Linked DNA regions of Homo sapiens: region 1 is linked to region 2. A link is a contact called in ENCODE Hi-C data. All regions are on one chromosome and are shown on one strand. Each heading gives the region's core, a stretch centred on a gene start or an enhancer-like site at or near the end of the contact. The rest is flanking DNA. Distances are from core to core; before and after follow the strand shown.

Region 1 (3,301 bases), core at 668-3,167, 230 kb before region 2:
TCACTGCAGCCTCGACCTCCTGGGATCAAGTAATCGTCCTGCCTCAGCCTCCTGAGTAGCTGGGACTACAGGCATGTGCCACCACACTCAGCTAATTTTTGTATGATTTTAGACGTGGGGTCTCCCTATGTTGCCCAGGCTAGTCTCAAACATCTAGTTTCAAGCAATCCTCCTGCCTCAGCCTCCCAAAGTGCTGGGATTATGGGCAAGAGACACTGCACCTGGCCCTTGTCTGTTTTATATAGTGGGTTTCTACACAAGATTGTGTGTAAATGTGTTTTATAGCAAAAAAAATAGTTTGACAATTAGTAACATTGACCCAGCTGCTAATTGACAGTGAATATTTCACTTCAGTGACTCTACTTGTTTGTTGACAAAGCTACTACTGAGCAGGGGCAGTGATATTGTCAAGTCCTGTTTGTGTGTGTGTGTGTGTGTGTGTGTGTGTGTGTGTGTGTACAAATATTTTTAAATGCTTACCAATGGTTCAATACTGAATAAAGCCTATGTACTCCCAATGATTACTGTCCAAAATAGCATTATGCAAAGTACTTAACTGAGCTTCCACCTTATGATTCTAAAAGCTAAGCAAAAATGCTTGTCACTCTTTTGAAGATATGGGTTATAATTATTGGAGAAGCACGTTCACATGCAGTTTGACTCTTCTCCACGTTGGAGTAATTACCCTGCATTGTAGCTGGACTCAGGGGATTTTGAATGTAGTAATGAATTGCTGCGAACCTTCCAAGAAATACAGAACCATATGTCTCAGGAAATGGGTTGGAGGCTGTAGCTATAGATAAGAACGTGGGAAGGGAATGCTAGTACTTCTAAAGACAACTGTGTAAGGTTATGAATTGAAATTCATTGCTAATGTGGATGAAGCTGGAATGTATTTTTCCCATGATGTTTAGTGTGGAATTTGTCATAGTAGCAGGAAATTGGATGCTAAACTTTTAAGTTGCTTTCCAGTGATTAAAGAACAGAATGTCCAGATTCTTAGAATCTCCATACTAGAAGTTCAAATTTACATGTAGCTTATGTTATCTGGATGGCTACAATTATAAACTCTCAGAAGCTTAGGCCAGATCATAAAAAGGCCAAAATATGAGAATGAAACCACTGAGAATTAAAATACAGAAGTTGAAAGTCACCAACTGTAGAAGTTTCATATTCAAGAGATATTTTCTTTTTCCTGAGGAGACATTTTCTTTTTCCTGAGGAGATCAAAATCCAGTCAAATAATCAAATGTAAATAAAAAATATAACAATCAATCAAATCCATCTGTAGAAAGGATGGGATGTGTTTATAGAAGCCCAGTAATTCAAACCGAAGCTAGAAAAGGTGGTATCAAAACTAAAGATTTATAAAAATTTGTACTATCCAAGAAGAAGAGAGACTATATCTAGGTCACCTGAGGTAAATTCTATCAATAAATAAGGGTGGTTCACCAAGCTTACAGCCTGCTAAGACAATATTCCAGATCTCAAGCTTTCTTACAGACAGGAGACAATCTTTCAGATTTCAAGAAAGAAAGAATAGATAAAATAGACATCTACAGTCAGTTGACTTTAAGTAAAAGAGATAATCCTATATCATCTGAGTGGCCCTAATTCAATCAGTTGAAAAGCTTTACAGCAGAATGGTTTCCTGGAAGAAGAAATTCTACCTATCAGCTTCAGCTTGATACATTTTGGACTTGTCTAACCAGCTCCCACAACTGCAGCCTGGGTGACAGAGTGAGACCCTGACTCAAAAAAAAAAAAAAAAATCCTTAGTGTATATTGCCTATTAGTTCTGTTTCTCTGGTTGAACTCTGACTGAACTTCTCCATTAGTTGCCTGACAAAGGCAAAGTCTTCATCAAAAAGAAGTAAATAAAGAAAGAGGAAGACTAGTGTCAAGCAAACAGAGGATTAAATTTAAAGGAGTGATAAAGGGAATCCCCCGATGATGGTAACTGACTAAAAATCCCTGGGACAACACTTGTGAACCGTATTCAATAGGCTGTCTAACGTCCACAAGGTAAACAGGAACAGATACTTGCAAAGTGAAGTTTACTCACACGTGTCAGATTAGTGGAAGTTAGTAGCTTGAGAGGAAGACAAAAGTCAGAAAGAATTTAAAACATTATTGACAGTAATTCTTAGTGACTAAGACAAAAGTTGCCCAGCAGTTCATTGGTGGAACCACAGAAGTCTGTCTGGAGTTCACTGTAAGCCCAGGAAGCAGGGACATCAATGAGACTGTTCTGGAGCCTTGCATGTGCCATAATTATGCTTTTGCCTGAGATTACTATTAATATAAACTTCACATTCCAAAGAAGAATCTACTCTCCATTACAAAAGCCCAAGGTAAAGAAAGTCTGAGCAATGAACGCTTCACCATGGTTTCTTGTATTAGAGAAAATGAAGGTTTCTGAATAGCATTTAAAAAATGATCATGGAAATATGCCAGGAAGGAAAAGGTTTCCAGGAGGCAAAGGGGAATTAAAACATGTGTTGATAGAAAAATGTGTTTAGTTGATAGAAAGAAATTCAGAACTATTCAGGTTGTGCTGTGGAGAATAAAACTTTCGTACCAGAGTGACAACTTTGATATCTCTCAACTATCAGAGTCTATAAAGTAAAATCATGTTATTTAGATATCAGCATCATGTTTTTGGCTCAACTTAGTCAAAGACTAAATTTAATGCAACTTTAGATGTAAATTAGATTGTTAGGGAAAGGAATGCCTTCTGAAGTTCTGGGTAGTCCAGAAACCATCAAGTAATGAAATTAAGCAAGGAATTAAGAGCAGTGCATTCTATTAGACCTCAGGTAGGTTTATGAAATTTCATTTAGGTGAGTCATAGATGCAGAAGTGCATGAACAAGTTATAGATAGTAGTTATGGCTCTCAAGGATCAAACAAGCAGTGGCTTCAGGGCTTTAAAGATATTTCTTGTACATCATGATCTGAGGATTCTAATGAAAGAATTGGAGATACAATGCCTTATTCTTTAGTGTATTTTGTCTTACAGTAATAAAAACAAATGCATTTATATGTGTATATATGGATAAGCACTATAGTATTACAAATTAGGCAGACTGAGACATGAGGCATCCTGGTACCTTCGCAATTTGTATCAATAAGAAAGGAGCAGAAGCTGAGACTTTGAAGAACATAAGACCTGCCAATCTTGAACAGCTAGCTTCTGGGGGACTAGCCAGGAATTCCAATGCCCAAAAATCAAAAGATATGGAAGCCCAATGCTGAGTAACTAAGGGTCCCCATCAGTCAGGTAGGGAAAGCATCAGAAA
Region 2 (3,356 bases), core at 797-3,296:
AGCAACAGCTAGGAATCTTCTTAGATGATTCAATATGGGTGAGTTTTATTTAAATGACAAACTTCAGTCAGGGGATTCATATTCTGAAGGATGATATTCACATATTGTTATAACCAATCAGAACACATATCAAACAAATGAGAACAAAGGCCAGCCACAAAATCCAGATATGGCCATACCAATGTGTACTTGATATGCCCTCAAAGGAAAAGGTTTGATCCTACATCAAATAATTTGTGAAAGAATGAACCTTCAGCATTTAAGTTTAAAAGTTTCATGTATGTTGGATATTTTTATGAATCACTTGTGGCCTGATCTGGGGGGGAGAAAAGCTTCTACTACACTGTGAGTTGGAGCTGGGATCTAAAACTGGGTTGTCTGACCCCAAAGAGCATTTGCTTGACATCTGTGTGTACTGCCTCCAAATGCTTTATGCTATCACTTTCCTCTCACTAAATACCACAGTCTATTAATACAGTCTAGGGTTGCATAAGCATTCTGGGAAGCTTATGCACATTTGGAAAGCTTTTGCCATATTGATGACTCACAACTTTAGTTTATTTTCAACTAAAACTTTTCCATACTTGCTAACCATATATCCTTTATCCTCTGGTGGTGGTGTTCTTTTTGTATCCAAGTGCCAGGTCTTAAAATTATCCCTTGTAACTTTCTTCTCTGTGGATTTGGCCCATCATTCTAGCCTGAGATCCTTTTGAATCCTGTCAGCCAATAGGTCCCTCTCTCTCTAAGCCTCATGTCATTAGCTAATTTAATAAGTAAGACTTGTGTCTGCCCTTTTAAAATCTGACCTTGTCAGAAGACTCCCTGGACAGTCAAGCTGATTACTACAGATACTCCCTCCATTTCTCTCTTACTGAAATAATTTGTGATGGCAGTCACAAATCTGACTGTCCCAAGATGCCAGGGCTGTCTCCTCTTATAGAGCCTCATGTGTGGCACTGTGCTTGTCTTGTCCATAACTGCACTTACCCTACTACACAGGGCATTTAATAAATGTGTTTAAATCACAGAATTTCATTGTTTTTCTGGCATGGGACAACAGGAAAGCCGATCTGGAAAAACAACAATAACAACAAGACAGCTGCTACTTTCCTCAGCCGTCACACACGCTGCCCACTTCACAACTATCTCCCCGGCCATGAACTTGAACTTGAGAGAAGAATGAGTATCAATGAATTAAGATGTTTTAGAAAGTATCTGAACATACAATTGAGCTGGCACTATTTTGTACATCAGGATTTTAATATTGCAAAGGACTGTATTGATTGCCTAAATCTAAAAATAATTTCATTAATGGAAGAAGATGTAATGTGATTTAATATGCAAATTAATGCTGCATTCACTGAAAACTATTAAACCAGCTCATTTAGCAATTTGAGTGAACATTGCTAATACATTTCCAGAGTTTTCTTTTTCCTCTACAATCATACTGAAAACTCCTGAAAGACAACAAATGTCTTTTAGTTCTGAATACTCTATATAGCAGTCTAGAAATAGGCCAAGCTAATGTGAGGTATAGTGCTTATTATTCTTTGAATGTTGTTCTAAATTAAGGAGACAAGTTGCAGAAAAGTTAACTACTGTGAACTGGAAAACCTCCAATTAAGTAGTTGGATTCCAACCTCTCCTTGACTCACAGGCTGGAGGACATTTATCAAAGCATAGGGACATCGGGACTGAAAACAAGGGCTGATTTAGACAACAAAAGCTCTGATTCACTCTCTCCATGTTGACAAAATATACTCTATACCCACAAACTTAAGCTGTGTCCATGCACACACAAACCAGTCTGAAACAAAAACAAGTGAGCATTTAAATTTAGACCAATTATGACAGCAAAAGCTGTGTTCTTTGGCATTCTACCAAACAAAAAGCTTCAGAAACCAGCACTTCAAATACTCCCCTGGTCCACACATGTATTCTAGCAGCAGGGACTGGCAATGGAGCTAATTCCAATCAACGAGGAAGCTATTTAGGTCCCACAAGGCTGACTCTGAGAGTCGCTGGGGGATGCTGGGGTGCTGGCTCCACTCGAGACGGTACAACAGCCCCTTCTATCCTCTCAGGGAAACAGGGGCAGCTGCCCAGGGGAGGCTCACACTGCACTTTCTCTCCCATCCTAAATCCTACAGCAGCCTTCACAGTTTCTCTTTTTATAATTTTATTTTATTTTGGTGAAATAGAGATAACAAAATTTGTCATCTTAACCATTATTAACAGACTTTATTTTTTAGAGCAGTTTTGAGTTCACAGCAAAATTAGCAGCCAAGTACAGAGATTTCCCATATACCCCTGCCCCCCTCCCTACCCACAGCTGCCCCATTACCACCTTTCCCCCCACCAGTGTGGTGCATTTGTTACAATCAATCCTACATTGACACATAACTACCACCTCAAGTCCATGTTTATGTTAGGGTTCACTCTTGCTGAATCCTATGGGTTTTGACAAATGTATAATGACATGTACCCACCATTATAGGAGCATACTAAATAGTTTCACTGCCCTAAAAATCCTCTGTGCTTTGCCTATTCATCCCGTCCTCTCCCCAACCCCTAATTCTTTTACTGTCTCCCTAGTTTTACCTTGCCCAGAATATCATCTAATTGGAATCAGTAAGTACTATTTTCAGATCAGTGTCTTAGTATTTCACTTAGTATTGTACATTTAAAGTTTCTCCATGTCTTTTCATGGTTTAATCATTTCTTTCACCTGTGGAATAACATTCCATTGCCTGGATTTACCACAATTTATTTATCCATTCACCTACTGAAGGATATTTTGGTTGCTTCCTAATTTTAACCTCTTTTATGTGTACAATTCAGTGGCATTACTTGTATTCACAATATTGTGCAACCATCACAACTGTCTATTTCTCAAACTATTCCATCACTTCAAAAAGGAACTCTGTTAAACATCAAGCAATAACTCCCATTCCTCCCAGCCCCTGGTGACTTACTTCCTGTCTCTATGAATTTACTTATTATTTAATATTTCATGTTAGTGGAGTCATACAATATTTGTCCTTTTGTGTCTCACTTGTATCACTTAGCATAATGTTTTCAGGTTTGTCCATGCCGTAAATATATCAGAACTCCATTCCTTTTTACGGCTAAATAACATTTAATTGTATGTATGTACCACGTTTTGTTTATTCATCACCTCTTGATGAATACTTGGGTTGTTCCCACCTTTGGCAATTGTGAATAATGCTGTAATGAAGATTGGTATAAAAGTATTTGCTTGAGTCCCTGTTTTCAATTATTTTGGGTATATATCCAGGAGAGGAATTGCTGAGTTATATGGTAATTCTATGTTTAGCTCTTAGAGAAACCGC

The links. A loop is a pair of places that touch in the nucleus more often than their neighbours do. Pooled maps may share reads with other maps.
Region 1: a loop to region 2 is called in a map of K562, with 2.4 times the contacts of the local background. The contact joins two enhancer-like sites. A Hi-C loop is called at or near these places in 1 of 168 maps with a recorded cell type or tissue (K562), 14 of 37 single-sample maps with no recorded cell type and 9 of 50 pooled maps.

The regions. Positions count from the first base shown.
Region 1 is chr2:138,473,539-138,476,839 of GRCh38, forward strand. No RefSeq gene overlaps it. Among named protein-coding and RNA genes, the nearest start is that of SPOPL-DT, 27 kb to the right of the region's middle. Within about 2 kb of position 1,918, at least 3 of the 41 ENCODE cell types and tissues checked have a DNase peak (open chromatin) inside an H3K27ac peak, as active enhancers do.
Region 2 is chr2:138,707,127-138,710,482 of GRCh38, forward strand. All of the region lies in intron 1 of NXPH2 (neurexophilin 2), which reads right to left. Among named protein-coding and RNA genes, the nearest start is that of NXPH2, 72 kb to the right of the region's middle. Within about 2 kb of position 2,047, at least 2 of the 41 ENCODE cell types and tissues checked have a DNase peak (open chromatin) inside an H3K27ac peak, as active enhancers do.